Linked DNA regions of Homo sapiens: region 2 is linked to region 1. A link is an interaction called in ENCODE POLR2A ChIA-PET data of the cell type or tissue named here. Cell type or tissue: Caco-2. All regions are shown on one strand. Links, peaks and the distances in the headings refer to the core of each region. The heading gives the core; the rest is flanking DNA.

What was found. Peaks named below come from ENCODE experiments on the same cell type or tissue, not always from the same donor. Only the 100,000 strongest peaks of a DNase experiment are listed, where the experiment ranks them.
Region 2: POLR2A ChIA-PET joins it to region 1 with 7 read pairs; 1 of 35 experiments calls an interaction of 5 or more read pairs at or near these places.

Annotation. Positions count from the first base shown.
Region 1 is chr20:50,713,953-50,721,744 of GRCh38, reverse strand. No RefSeq gene overlaps it. Among named protein-coding and RNA genes, the nearest start is that of PARD6B, 14 kb to the left of the region's middle. In Caco-2, for the core only: no CTCF peak of the experiment used is centred there; a DNase peak (open chromatin) is centred at 3,567.
Region 2 is chr20:49,304,217-49,312,008 of GRCh38, reverse strand. It overlaps LOC124904925 (a long non-coding RNA gene), which reads left to right and starts at 724. Exons shown (of 2, transcript XR_007067637.1): 1 at 724-811; 2 at 1,210-1,492. In Caco-2, for the core only: no CTCF peak of the experiment used is centred there; a DNase peak (open chromatin) is centred at 4,808.

The sequences.
Region 1 (7,792 bases), core at 1,688-6,687:
CTGGGTTCAAGTGATTCTCCTGCCTCAGCCTCCTAAGTAGCTGGGACTGCAGGTGCTTGCTACCACACCCAGCTAAATTTTTGTGCTTTTAGTAGAGATGGGGTTTCGCCATGTTGGCCAGGCTGGTCTCGAACTCCTGACCTCAGGTGACCTACCCACCTTGGCCTCCCAAAGTGCTGGAATTACAGGTGTAAGCCACCATGCCAGGCCTGACCTCATTTTAGTTTTATTACATCTGCAAAGGCCCTATGTCCTAATAAGTTCTCACTCCCAGGTACTGGAGATTAAGACTTTAACCTATCTTTTTGGGGAACACAATTCAGTCTACAACAGGAACATACTGATGGAGTAATAATCAAAATTCTTCTATAATACTGATCACAGTGGCTGGGAACACTGTGCTATGCATTTCACAAGCGTTCCATCCTCACAACTATTTGGTGTTAATACACCATGTTTATATTGTTCAAAAAAAAGAAGAGCAGGCCGGGCACGGTGGCTCACGCCTGCAATCCCAGCACTTTGGGAGGCCAAGGCAGGCGGATCACGAGGTCAGGAGATCTAGACCATCCTGGCTAACACAGTGAAACCCCGTCTCCACTAAAAATACAAAACATTAGCTGGGCGTGGTGGCGGGCGCCTGCAGACCCAGCTACTCGGGAGGCTGAGGCAGGAGAATGGTGTGAACCCAGGAGGTGGAGCTTGTGGTGAGTCGAGATGGTGCCACTGTACTCCAGCCTGGGCAACAGAGCAAGACTCCATCTCAAAAAAAAAAAAAAAAAAAAAAGAAGAGCAGACTGAGTCTTGAAGAGGTGAGGCTTCCTGCTCAGAGCCTTGTCATCAAGGCAGAAACTTGTCCAGAAAGCACAGTTGAGGCAGGAGAAGGAAGAGGAAACAGAATAGTGAAATGCTTGGAGCAAGGACTCTGGAGTCATACTTGGGTTCAAGTCCTGATTCTGCCACTAGGGGAAGTGAGCTGGCCTTCCTGACTCAGTTTCTTCATCTGTAAAATGGGGATAATAATGGTACCTATTCCTTGGATTTTTCATAAGGATCCAATGAGATATTTTTAAGGGGTTTGATATAGTGCCTAGTATTATACATAGTAAGCTCTCAAAAAATTGTCACTATAATTCATATTATTCAACTATTTGGGTGTTTTTTTTTTTTTTTTTTTTTTAGAGACAGTCTCACTCTGTTGCCCAGACAGGAGTGCAGTGGCACAATCACAGCTCACTGCAGCCTTGACTTCCCAGGCCCAAGCGATCCTCTCACCTCAGCCCCCCAAAGTAGCTGGGACCCCAGGCATGTGCCACCATGTCCACCTAATTTTATTTATTTTTTTGTAGAGATGGAGTCTCACTATGTTGCCCAGGCTGGCCTCAGCTCCTGGGTTCAAGCGATCCACCTGCCTCTGCCTCCCACAGTGCTGGGATTACAGGCAGGAGCCACCACACCAGGCTCTTCAACTATTAAGAGACAGAGGAGGAGTGGACAGATAAGCAAAAACCATTGTGGGCATTCACGCAAGGGGAGGAGACTATTATCATCCCCATTTTAACCTTTAAGTTACGTGTCGCCTGAAAATTGAGGAAGAAGAAAAGTCTGAAGGATTTGTTGAAAAGCTCTTTGCCTGGCACTTAATAAATTCTCTTAATGGCTGTCCCGTGACTGGCCAGGACATGTATTTGGAACTTTGGGAAACAAGTCAGTGTAGTGATAGGAATAAAAGGCATATCATGGGCCCCTGCAGAGTGGATATTGAGGAAATGAGGACCATAGTTACAAATGGCAAGGAATCAACCATGGCTGGAGGCAGCCACGAATAGAAACAGAAAAGATGAAGGAGCATTAAAATGTGCAGGTGTTGGCCAGTCGTGGTGGCTCATACCTGTAATCCCAGCACTTTGGGAGGCTGAAGCAAGCAGATCACAAGGTCAGGAGTTCAAGACCAGCCTGGCCAATACAGTGAAACCCCGTCTGTACCAAAAATACAAAAAATTAGCCGGGCATGGTGGCAGGAGCCTGTAATCCCAGCTACTTGGGAGGCTGAGACAGGAGAATTATTTGAACCTGGGAGGTGGAGGTTGCAGTGAGCCAAGATCATGCCCGGGCGACAGTGGGAGACTCCGTCTAAAAAAAAAAAATGTGCAGGTGTTGTTTCTAAAGGTACATGTAGGCTGGGCTTGGTGGCTCATGCTTGTAATCCCAACACTTTGAGAGGCCAAAGTGGGAGGACTCCTTGAGCCTAGAGGTTCGAGACCAGCCTGGGCAACACAGTGAGACCCCATCTTAATTAATAAATAAAAAATTATTTTAAAATTAAAAACAGATAAATAAAATAAAGGTACATATACACTCTCATTTCATCTTTTTTTTTTTTTTTTTGAGATGGAGTCTAACTGTCACCCAGGCTGGAGTGCAGTAGTGCCATGTCGGCTCACTGCAACTCCCGCCTCCTAGGTTAAAGTGATTATTGTGCCTCAGCCTCCTGAGTAGCTGGGATTACAGGCACGTACCACCATGCCTAGCTAATTTTTATATTTTTTGGTAGAGACAGAGTTTCACTATGTTGGCCAGGCTGGTCTCGAACTCTTGACCTCAAGTGATCCGCCCACCTCGGCCTCCCAAAGTGCTGGGATTACAGGCACGAGCCACCACACCCGGCCTCTCATTTCATCTTAAGGTGATGGGCACATATCAGTTTGCTTGTGACTTTCCCAGTTATAGTCCTGAGAGTCCCAAGAAACCTTCCAGTCCCTTGTATACCCTATTTTATCTTCATCAAAACATATGGATTTAGGTACTGTTATCATCCTCAATTTATAGATTGGAAATAAAGGCACAGAGACGTTAAATAGCTTGGCCAGCATCACACAGATAAGTGGCAGAGCTGTGTGGTATTGAAACCCAAGCAGTTGGGTTCCAGAGTCCTTACCCTTTTATATTGCCTTTTTTATGGTCAAATGAATTTCTATTATTAGTTTAAAACTTTCTTCCTTCACGAAATACATCATTTTATTTGGGACCAGAAAGCTTGCCTGTGTCTTTTTCCTCCTGCCCCGAGATAATCCTACAGGTAAAAAGTCAGTTAAGAGTCAGGTTGCAATGCTTGTTGGCTTCCAGGAGCCTTCTAGAAACATGATATCCTCCCGGGGATCTGCCCCACAGCCCCAGCGTCTGATCCGAATTCCTCATGGGAATTTTTAAGGAGGAGGAAGAGTGGTTAACCATGGAGAAGAGTTTCCAAAATGAAAATAAACCAATAAACAACATGACTTGTTAACGGAGATCCAGTGACTTCGCCTTTTTAAGTTCAACACGAAGGCGGGGAGAACGAAATCATTTATAGAACTCTTATCTCCCCCAGGAGATATTTAAGAAGTGAACATATTTTCTGAAATTTAAAGGAATGCCAAGTTTATGTAAAATTATACCAATGATGACAGAAGCTTGAGAACAACAACAAAGCCAGCCAGAGTTGATGCCCACGCTTTCAGGCTGAGAAACACAGAAGAGGACAGAAGAGGGCAGCATGAACGTCATGCAAGTGGGGTGATGGGGAGCAAGGCAGGGAGTCTCTCTGAGCTGGGAGAGCTTGGACAGGGGACCTCACCTTTCTGGCTCTCTAAAATTAGATGCAGGGCCAGGCACAGTGGCTCACACCTGGAATCCCAGCACTCTGGGAGGTCAAGGTGGAAGGATCACTTGAGCCCAGGCGTTTGAGACTAGCCTAGGCCACATAGTGAGACCTCATCTCTGCAAAATTAGCCAGGTGTGGTAACACACACTTGTATTCCAAGCTCTTCGGGAAGCTTAGGTGGGAGGATCACTTGAGCTTGGGAGGTCGAGGCTGCAGTGAGCTGTGATCATGTCACTGCACTCCAGCGTGGGTGACAAGAGGGAGAGCCTGTCTCAAAAATAAATAAATAAAAAGTAAAATAAAATGAGACACTGAGAGTAGCTACTCCAAAGAGTTGTACTAAGAATTCTACCAAACTGGGTGTGGCGGCTCACACCTGGAATCCCAGCACTTTGGGAAGCTGAGGAGAGGATTGCTTGAGTTCAGGAGTTTGAGACCAGCCTGGGCAACATGGTGAAATCCCATCCCTACAAAAGATACAAAAATTAGCCAGGCGTGGTGTTGCATGACTGTAGTCCCAGCTAACTGGGAGGCTGAGGAAGGAGGATCACTTAAACCCAGGAGGTTGAGGCCACAGTGAGCTATGTTTGTGCCACTGCACTCCAGCCTGGACAACACAGTGAGACCCTGTCTCAAACAAACAAACAAAAAACACACACAGGAAAAAAAGAAAAAATGGAATTCCACTAGCGCTGGGCATGCTGGCTCATGTGTGTAATCCCAGCACTTTGAGGGGCTGGTGTGGGAGGATTGCTTGAGCCCAGAATTTTGAGGCTGCAGTGAGCTATGATTGTGCCACTGTAGTCCAGCCTGGGTGACAGAGCAAGACCCTGTTTCTTTCTTTCTCTTCCTTTCTTTCTTTCTTTTCTTTTCTTTCTCTTCTTTCCTTTCTTTCCTTTTTCTTTCTTTCTTTTTTTTTTTTTTTTTGAGACAGAATTTTGCTCTTGTCGCCCAGGCTGGAGTGTAATGGCACAATCTCTGCTCACTGCAACCTCTGCCTCCTGGGTTCAAGTGATTCTTCTGCCTCAGCCTCCCTAGTAGCTGGGATTACAGGTGCCTGCTACCACTCCCAGCTAATTTTTATATTTTTAGTAGAGATGGGGTTTCACCATGTTGGCCAGACTAGTCTCAAACTCCTGACCTCAAGTGATCCACCCACCTCAGCCTCCCAAAGTGCTGGGATTACAGGCATGAGCCACCACGCCCAGCCAACCCTGTTTCTTAAAAAAAAAAAAAAAGAAAAAAGAAAAGCATCCCAACAGCTAATAAAGATCTTAACACTGTTTCTGGCACATGGCACATGCTGAATAAATGGTATCTGTCACTGGTCCAGACTTCTCTGGGTTTCTATTTTGGCTTGTGATTAGAGACAGCCCCAAGCTTGTGTTCATCAAAGGCTCACTGTGTCAGGCCCAAGCTAAGGGTTCTACACACATTTTGCTATTTAATCCTCACCTTAATCCAGGTACTATTATTATTATGATCCCATTTGCAGATGTGAAATTGACACTTTAGAGGGGAGAATAAATAGGTTTGCCTAAAAGATTTATGCCAAGAAGAATGGGAGTAGCCTGGGATGAGGACTGAGGGCTACTCTGACATTGCTTTCTACTGCACAACTTTGCAGGAAAAAAAAATGCAATTTTCATATTCCAGGTGCCTTTTTTTTTTTTTTTTTTTGAGATGGAGTCTCACTCTGTCACCCAGGCTGGAGTGCAGTGGCACCATCTCGGCTCACTGCAATCTCCTCCTCCTGGGTTCAAGCGATTCTCCTGCCTCAACCTCCTAAGTAGCTGGGATTACAGGTGCGCACCACCATGCCCGGCTAATTTTTGTATTTTTACTAGAGACGGGGTTTCGCCATGTTGACCAGGCTGGTCTCAAACTCCTGACCTCAGGTGATCCGCCTGCCTCAGCCTCCTAAAGTGCTGGGATTACAGGCGTGAGCCACCGCACCTGGCCCCAGGTGCCTTTAAGTTTAAAGGGACCTACTTGTTTCTGGAAAGTGCCAGTGGGAATTTCCAAAACGGAGCAAGGTGTGCCTGGAACTTTTCTTGAGTGGGGCATCTTTGCTCCTGTTTAGAGGCAGAAACTTTAGGTGGAAGGTGTTTCCTGCACAGTTGAAGCACTTCAAGGTAGTTGAGGAACTTGTACCCTAGGGCTAAATCCTGCTCACTCTTCAGTTTCATCATCCCAGGGTAAGTGTGTTCAAAAGCCTCCACTTCAAACAGTAGTCCTTGACTGGATGTGGTGACTCACACCTGTAATCCCAATACTTTGGGAGGCTGAGGCAAGAGTGCAAGACCAGCCTGGGCAACCCCCTGTCTCTACAAAAAATTAAAAAATTAGCCAGGTGTGGTGGCATTCGACTGTCGTCCCAGCTACTCAGGAGGCTGAGATGGGAGGATTGCTTGAGCCAGGGAGGTTGAGGCTGCAATGAGCCATGACCGCACCACTGTACTCCAGTGAGACCCTGTCTCAAAACAAAACCCAAAAACCAGCAGTCCTTAAAATAGGATGTTTGTGCATATGGGCTGTGTTTTTCCTGTTACTTGGTGAAAATGGTAAGGAGAATGTTTATCTTAGTCTACTAACCTAGTCTGAGTTTTAAAATCACGAGCAGTAAATATTGCTTGTTATTTATATGTGGCTCTTTTTGGTATTTTTTTTTCTTTGTTGATCAGTTCTATGACTTGGGGGAGAAAGGTCTCCCACCTCCATCTTTAAAATCAGAAGGGTGCAGGTTTAGTGATGTGCATATCAAGTCTGGTGATGAACTTGACATCCTAAGCTCTCACCCTTTGAATGGCTCTAAATGAGAAACCTGGATTCTGGGCATTTTTCTTCATGTGGCTGATTCTCTCACACTCATACGTCATTCCTTCAGTGATGTATTCATTCATACACCAAACATGGAGGACCTGCCACACCTTATTTTTTCTTTAAATTCTTCTTTATTTAAACTTAAATAGAGATGGGGTTTTGCTATATTGTCCAGGCTGGTCTCGAACTCCTGGGCTCAAGCGATCTGCCCTCTTGGCCTCCCAAAGTGCTGGGATCCCAGGCGTGAGCCACCGCGCCTGGCTACCTTCCTCAGTTTAGACAACTCTTCTCTCTCCGGCAGCCCCGTGCCTCTCAGAGTGCTAAAGTACTGGTTTTTTAAATTGTCCAACTGTTGCAGGTGGATACTGCTGTAAAATATAATAAAAATAAATTACCAGAAAAATAAGATTTTAAAACCTCAAAGACATACAAAATACACACTTTAATTTTTTAGTTTAAGATTCGACAGAGGCTGGGCACGGTGGCTGATGCCTATAATCCCAGCACTTTGGGAGGCTGAGGCGGGTGGATCACTTGAGGTCAGGAGTTGGAGACCAGCCTGGCCAAGGTCTGGTGAAACCTCGTCTCTACTAAAGATACAAGAATTAGCCAGGCGTGGTGGCATGTGCCTGTAGTACCAGCTACTAGGGAGGCTGAGGCAAGAGAATTGCTTGAACCCAGGAGATGGAGGTTGCAGTGAGCTGAGGTCGGGACACTGCGCTCCAGCCTGAGCAACAGAGCGAGACTCTGTCTCAAAAACCAACCAACCAACCAACAAAAAAGAATCAACAGTAGCCGGGCGCGGTGGCTCACACCTATAATCCCAGTACTTTGGGAGGCCAAGGCGGGCTGATCACGCGGTCAGGAGATCGAGACCATCCTGGCTAACACGGTGAAACCCCGTCTTTACTAAAAATACAAAAAAAATTAGCCAGGCATGGTGGCGGGCACCTGTAGTCCCAGCTACTCAGGAGGCTGAGGCAGGAGAATGGTGTGAACCCGGGAGGCAGAGCTTGCAGTGAGCCGAGATCGCACCATTGCACTCCAGCCTGGGTGACTGAGCGAGACTCTATCTCAAAACAAAAAAACAAAAAAAAACAAACCTCTGTCCTTGAGATTGTATCTTCAAGTCCCTTGTCAAATCATCCTACAGCTACAGCTAGGTAGAGGGAGTGAAGCACAAGCTTTGAAGGCAGCCGCCTTGAGTTCCGATCTCAGCTCCGCTCTGGCTGTGATTGGGGCAGCTGCCTCAGTTTGCCCAGGTTGGACACAGTAACCTCACCAAGCAACTGCAAGGATAAAATGAGAACAATGTGTGTGAAAGGC
Region 2 (7,792 bases), core at 1,754-6,753, 1.4 Mb after region 1:
GGCCGAATATCTTGTAGTTGGCCTGGATTCCTCTGTGTTGTCACCCTTAGCAAATTCTTCAAATATCCATCATGGCTCACTTGAACCAGGTAAAAAAAAACCTCATAATTTGTTTTCTTCCACCTTTGTCTCCCAAGGTCTGTCCTCCAACCAGCAGCCAGGGACTCTATTAAATTTAAGTCAGATCACATCCCTTCTCTGCTCAGAAACTTCTAATGTTTTCTCATCATCTCACTCAGTGGCCCTACAAGGGCCTACATGACCCGACGCCCTGTTATCGCTTTTTTTTTTTTTTTTTTTTTGAGACAGAGTCTCTCTGTGTCACCCAGGCTGGAGTGTAGTGGCGAGATCTCAACCCAATGTAATCTCCGCCTTTTGGGTTCAAGCAATTCTCGTGCCTCAGCCTCCCGAGTAGCTGGGACTACAGGCACCCGCCACCACACCCGGCTAATTTTTGTATTTTTAGTAGAGACCAGGTTTCACCATGTTGGCCAGGCTGGTCTCAAACTCCTGACCTCAGCCTCCCAAAGTGGTGGGATTACAGGTGTGAGCCACCATGCCCGGCCGCCCTGTTATCTCTCTAACCCCATGACTTGGTACTCTCTCTCTTGCCATCATCACTGGAGTCACACTGACCTTCGCTGTTCTTAGAACACTTCAGGCAGGTTTGTGATGCGGGGCCTTTGCTCCTGCTGTTCTTGCTGCTGGAATGCTCTTTCCCGTATCCTTTTGGCTTGTTGTTTCATTTCCTTCAGCTCTCTATTCAGATGTCTCCCTCTCACCCAGGTCTCTGCGGACCACCTGATATAAAGTAAGAATGCTTAGTCTCCTCCTGCACCCAGCCCTCCATAACCTCCTCCACATGATTTTCTGCAAGCATTTTAGCATCATCTGATGTGTTATATTTTTATTTATTTGTTTGCTTTTTGTGCACTTCCCCTGACCAGAAGTTAAGCTACATGAGAAAGAGACTTAGTTTAAGTGGTAGGCAGGCTTCTCAGATGACTCCCACTGACCTGGGCATTCACAAACTTGTTTTCACTTATGTAATTTCCTTCCCTGAAGTGTGGGCTGGACTTAGTGACTCACTTCCAATGAATAGAACAAGGCAAACATGATGGGATGTCACTTCCATGATGAGGCTACAAGATACCATGACTTCCTTTCTGCTCACTTTTTCCCACTCACTCACTCCTTTGATAAAACCAGGTGCCATGCTGTGAGCTGCCCAAGGGACAGGCCCATGTGGCAAGGAATGGACCTCAACCAAGAACCCTCAGAACTGAATCCCTCCAACAAAAAAGAGAGAGAGCTTGGAAGCAAATCCTTCCCTAAGCAGATCCTTCCCCAGTCAAGCCTTAAGATGAGAATGCAGCCCCAGCCAACACCTGGACTGTGGCCTATGAGAGGCCCCAAAGCAGAGGACCTAACTAAGCCACACCTGGATCCCAACCTACAGAAATCATGAGTTAATAAATGTTGTTTCAAGCCACCAAGGTTGGGAAGTAATTTGTTATGAAGCAATAGATAAATAACACAGTTTATTTCAGAGGTATCTGCCATGCCTAAGCAGTGTTTGTTGTGGAAAATTATGTTCAGTTTGCAAGGAGTCATTTAGGGTGCTGAGGAAGAGCACAAGCTCTGAAGTTGGACAGCCCCGAATTCACATTCCAGCTCTGCTCCTGACTTGCTGTGCGATTTGGGGAGAGTCATTTCACCTCTCTGGACCTCAGTTTTCTCATGCACAAATGTAGCTTCCTACATTCACTCAACAAGTATTTATTAAGTCTCAAGTTTCTATTTCTCCCACATCCAGCATGCATCCAATTCCTCAGCAAATCCTGTCATCTTCACGTTCAAAATATACGGATAGGCTATACCAATGCTGGGGACTCAAGAGTGAACAAAAGAGATGCAGCCCCAGTTTCATGGAGCTTGCAGTCTGGAGGGCAGAAATTTATTACACAGATAATCATACAAATATTTAGTTAATAGCTGTGATAAGTGCTGTGCATGAAAGATCAGCGAGCTAACTGAGCACATCAGAGATGCCTCATCTCTTCTGCAAGTCAGGGAGGGCTTCTCTGAGGAGGTGGCTGAGGAAGGAGGTGGCTGAGGAGGAAGCTGAGACCAATACAAAGAGTCACTCCAGCAAAAGTCCTAAAGTTGAATCCCATTGGATCCATCTGAGTTACATGCACATTACAGAGCCAGGAAGATGAAAATGCTGATTGGCCAGGCCAAGGTCATACCCCTCCCCAGGAGCCAGGGTTTAGGGTCAGCTTCACCCAAACCGCAGGTACTAAAAATGGTGGAAGAATAATTCTCCCTTGAAAACATTGGGGTGAGTTGTTATCAGAAAAGGTGTAAATGCTGGGCAGAAAGAAACAACAGCCATCCACAGCAGGACTTAAAATTTTATCTAGAGTTTTTATCTTAGAGTTTGAACCTCACCTTCCCCATGGATGGGCTTCCAGAGCACAACTCCTCCCCTGACCATGACAAAATTAGATAAAATTCATCACTCCCACTTTGAGGACACCACTATATTAAAATGTAGCATTTTAGACATTTAACATATATAAAGAACCCTTATTACTCAACAATAAGAAAACAGCCCAATAAAAGAAAGAGCAACAAAATTTTCAACAGACACTTCACAAAATAATACATGCAAATGGCCAATAAGCACATAAAAAGATACTCAATAGCGTTAGACATTAGGGAAATGCATGTTAAAATCATAATGAGATACCGCTTCACACTCATTAGAATGGCAAATATTAGAAAGACTGATCATCACAGGGTTGGTGAGGATGTGGAGCGCATAAAACTCTCACCCAGGGCTGGTGAGAACACAAAATGAGATAAACCACTTTGGAAAACAGTTCGGTAGTTTCTTGAAAAGTTAAATGTACCTACCATGTGACATGACTCAGTCTTTCCACTCCTAGGTATCTGCCTAAGAGAAGCTAAAATATCTGTTCACACAAAGATTTGTACACAAATGTTCAGAGCAGCTTTATTTGTAATCACCATAAATTAGAAGCAACTTAAAAAGTCCATCCACAGATGAATGGATAGACAAATTGTGATATATCCATACCATGGGATATACTCAGCAATTAAAAGCAACATATTGTTGATTTCTACAACATAGATGAATCTCAAAATCATTATGTTGAGTGAAAGAAGCCAGGCAAAAGCATATACATATGCTGCATAATTCCATTTCCATAAAACCTAGAAAATGCAAACTAATTTATAGTGACAGTTGTTGTTCAGTAGTGGAGGGGATGCAGGTAGGAAGGAATCACAAAGGGACACATGGAAACTTTTGGGGGTGAGGGACATGTGCTCTATCCTAGTTGGAGAGATGGTTTAATGGGTCTATGTCAAGAGTAATCAGGAGAGTGGCGTGAACCAGGGAGGTGGAGTTTGCAGTGAGCCAACATCGCGCCACTGCACTCCAGCCTGGGCGACAGAGCAAGACTCCATCTCAAAAAATAATAATAATAGGCCGGGCGCAGTGGCTCAACCCCAGCACTTTGAGAGGCCAAGGCAGGCGGATCACGAGGTCAGGAGATCGAAACCCTCTTGGCTAACACGGTGAAACCCCGTCTCTACTAAAAATATTAAAAAAAAAAAAAATGTAGCCGGGCGTGGTGGGCACCTGTAGTCCCAGCTACTCAGGAGGCTGAGGCAGGAGAATGGCGTGAACCGGGAAGGCAGAGCTTGCAGTGAGCCAAGATCATGCCACCACACTCCAGCCTGGGCGACAGAGTGGGACTCCATCTCAAAAAAAAAAAAAAAGAGTAATCAAATTGGGGCTGGGCTTGGAGGTTCATGTCTGTAATCCCAACACCTTGGGAGGCCAAGGCAGGAGGACTACTTGAGCCCAGGAGTTCCAGACCAGCCCTAGGCAACAAAGTGAGGAAGGAAGATTGTTTTATTTATTAAGGAAGATTTATTATCTCTGCAAATAATAAAATAATTTTAAAGACCAATCAAGTTATATACTTTAAATATGTGCCACCATCCAGGCACAGTGTCTCAAGTCCTGTAATCCCAACACTTTGGGAGGCCGAGGAGGGCTGATCACTTGAGGTCAGGAGTTCAAGACCAGCCTGGCCAACATGGTGAAACCTCATCTTTACTAAAAATACAAAAATTAGCCGGGCATGGTGGCAGGTGCCTGTAATCCCAGCTACTCGGGAGGCTGAGTCAGGAGAATCACTTGAACCCAGGAGGTGAAGGTTGCAGTGAGCCAAGATTGTGCCACTGCGCTCCAGCCTGAGCGACAGAGTGACTCCATCTCAAATAAATAAATAAATAAATGTACTATAATTATGCCCCAATAAAATTTGGGGGGAAACTTTATCTGGAGAAGAAAACAAACAGAAAAAGAAATATATTTGGAAGACTATACGCCAAAGAGTTAAGTATAATAGTTACCTTCAAAGAGTGGGAAAGGAGACAAGAGCTGTCACTTTAAGTTGTTTACAACAGGCACGTATTTCTTAATGAGTTTAAGGAAACAAGTAACATTGGTTTTGCCAGCAAGCCTTGGCCCAGCCTTTAGGAGACCTGTCACATGCCCACAAACGACCAGGTTATTCTGCCAAAAAAAGATACTTCCCGAATTTGAGTCAAGGGTTTCTGGGGGCAAATTCCCATCTGAAGACAATGAAAAATGTCCTCCCTCAGAACAAGGACTTTATTTACACCTTATGTCTACATTCCGGACTGGGGCCCGCACGGGATGATAGCCTAGGAAGATAATGGAGTCATTAATCTCTGTCAAGGTTAGACTCCACCTGCCAGCTTCCCATCTGGGTAATTAAACCAGCTGGCAGCCCTGTTATCAGTCTCCGTGGTGTCTGCAGCGCAGAGGAGGGCACCTCTGGACATGGCACTGGCTTCTCCAGAAAGACAGGTTCCTGAGTAACCTCAGGAGAAGCAAACTAAGCCCACGCTGGGTATTCAGGCCTGACTCTGGCTAGGAAGTAGAGCCAAAACCTAGGCAAACATGGCCCTCCTGGCACATCAGGGAGTTGGGAACAGATGTCTGAGCTTTTGCATTTGTATGGTTGCCCAGGTGTAAGCTTCTAACCTCACCCTAACCTTTAATTCTTTGAATGCCACGGGAGTTGCCTACCCCACAGCTAGTCTCCAATGAGCCCCACTTTCTTCCTTCCTCACTAAGACCACCAAGATGTTTCAGGGGAGCAGCCCTCTGCCTGCCCCAGAAGGTAAACGTTAACCAGGCCTGGCCCTCGCTCCCTAGAGCATGGTCCAGCATCAGCATCCCCTGGGAGTGTGGTGGAAATGCACAATTTCAGGCCCACCCAGACCCGCTGAATCAGAACCTTCACTTTAACTCCCTGGAGATTTGATCGTGTTCATTCACAAATCTGGCTGAACGTGAGAAACGTCTGGAGAGTATTCCATGATACCAATGCCTGGGATCTTCTCCTAGAGATTTTGACTTAATCAATCTGGAATACAACCTGGACATCAGTATTTTTTTAAGTTGTGATGTACACTTAGTAGCATGTGTAAGGTGCACAAACTTTAAACGGATAGCTTGATTTTTTTTTTTAAGACAGTCTCACTCTGTTGTCCAGGCTGAAGCACAGTGGCGCGATCATGGCTCACTGCAGCCTCTACCTCCTGGGCTCAAACGATCCTCCTGCCTCAGCCTGCCTAGTAGCTGGGCCTACAGGCATACATCACCATGCCTGGCTAATGCTAAAGTTTTTTTTAAATTTATTTTTAGTACAGGTGGGGTCTTGCCATATTGCCCAGGCAGGCTGATCTCAAACTCCTGTGCTCAAACAATCCTCCTGCCTTGTCCTCCCAAAGTGCTGGGATTACAGGCTCGAGCCACAGTGCCCAGCTCAGCTTGATATTTTTTACACATGCGTACACACATGCAACCACCACCCAGATGATGGGATAGAACATTTTCAACACCCCAGAAAATTCCCTCTTGCTCCATCAAGGTAAGGTGACAAACCATCCTAATTTGCCCAGGATTGAGGGGATTTTCCAGGACAGAGGACTTTCAGTACTAAAACCAAGAAACTCCCAAGCAAACCACAAGTTGGTCACACTACTTCAGGGTCTATACTCCAGTGCAGCCTGCAGGGGTAACCACCATTCTGACGTCTATCTAGCGGTAGCTTTAAGAGTTCCTTGGATAATTCCAATGCGCAGCCAGGGCCAATTCTAGTGTGTATCACAATTATCTGGAGCCCTTGTTAGAATCCATTGCTGGGCCTCACCCCTAGACTTTCTAATTCAGTAGGTCTGGGGTGCAGGCCCAAAATATGTTTTTGTTTTTGTTTTTTTTGAGACAGAGTCTCGCTCTATTGCCCAGGCTGGAGTGCAGTGGCATGATCTTGGCTCACCACAACCTCTGCCTCCCAGGTTCAAGCGATTCTTCTGCCTCAGCCTCCCAAGTAGCTGAGACTACAGGCATGCATCACCATGCCCGGCTAACTTTTGTATTTTTAGTAGAGACAGGGTTTCACTATGTTGGCCAGGCTGGTCTTGAACTCCAGACCTTGTGATCCACCCGCCTCGGCCTCCCGAAGTGCTGGGATTACAGGCGTGAGCCACCGTGCCCAGCCTAAAATATGTATTTCTAACAAGCTTCCCAGGCGATGTGATGCAGGTACAGCTGGTCCCAGCACCTCACTTTGAGACTTCTGGCCTGAGCCAGTCACAGTCATTCTACTCTCCTTGCCAATGACTGGCTTAAGCTTGAAGCACACGACACACATCTGGCTAATAAGATGTGAGGAGAAGGCTGCTAGAACTTCTGGGACAACATTCCCAGAGAGTCTATTAAAATGGTACTCCTGGCTTGTGCCACACGGCAGCCATTGGCTGGGGTGAGGGGTGGGGGTCAGAAGAATGGGCTCCTGGGGAAAGATTTCTCCACTGATAGAGAGATGCCTGGAAGGGTACATGCTCCTCTTCCTTTGAAAGTTCAGTTATGTCTGGGTGTGGTCGCTGGCATTGTGTCCTTGACCTTGTGACCTTCACACAACAAGCCTGGGGACAGCACACCAACCATCCAGGATGGCAGGGAGAAAAGTGGGAGAGATCTTGAGCCCTTGAAGAACTTGTTGAAATGGTGGATCAGCCAACCCTAAATGGTCCTCCTTAGGAACATCTCTCAAGCTCCACCACAGACCTACTGAACCAGAATCTGCATTTTTAGCTGAGAAGCATCCAAAAGCACTGCTCCAACTTACACAGCAGAACACATGCTTTGGATTTTCTGGGCCTTTCTATTTAGCCCCAGGTACTTTTTTTTTTTTTTTTTTTTTTTTTGAGACAGAGTCTCACTCTGTCATCCAGGCTGGAGTGCAGTGGCGTGATCTCGGGTCACTGCAACCTCCACCTCCCAGGCACAAGCAATTCTGCCTCAGCCTCCTGAGCAGCTGAGATTACAAGCATGTGCCACCATGCCCAGCTAATTTTTGTATTTTTAGTAGAAATGGGGTTTTACCATGTTGCCCAGGGTGGTCTTGAACTCCTGACCTCAGGTGATTCGCCGCCTCAGCCTCTCAAAGTGCTAGGGTTACAGGCATGAGCCACCACGCCTGGCCCCATCTAGTAATAGCTGCATGAAATCATATTATTAATCATGTGAAAACAAAAAATCACAGGCACTACATACAGAAGCTCCCTAGCCAATTTTTCCATGCATCTCATTGGCCAGAACTAGGCTGCATTCATTAGCTGCAGAGGAGGTTGGGAAGGTGAAGGTCTGGCCACA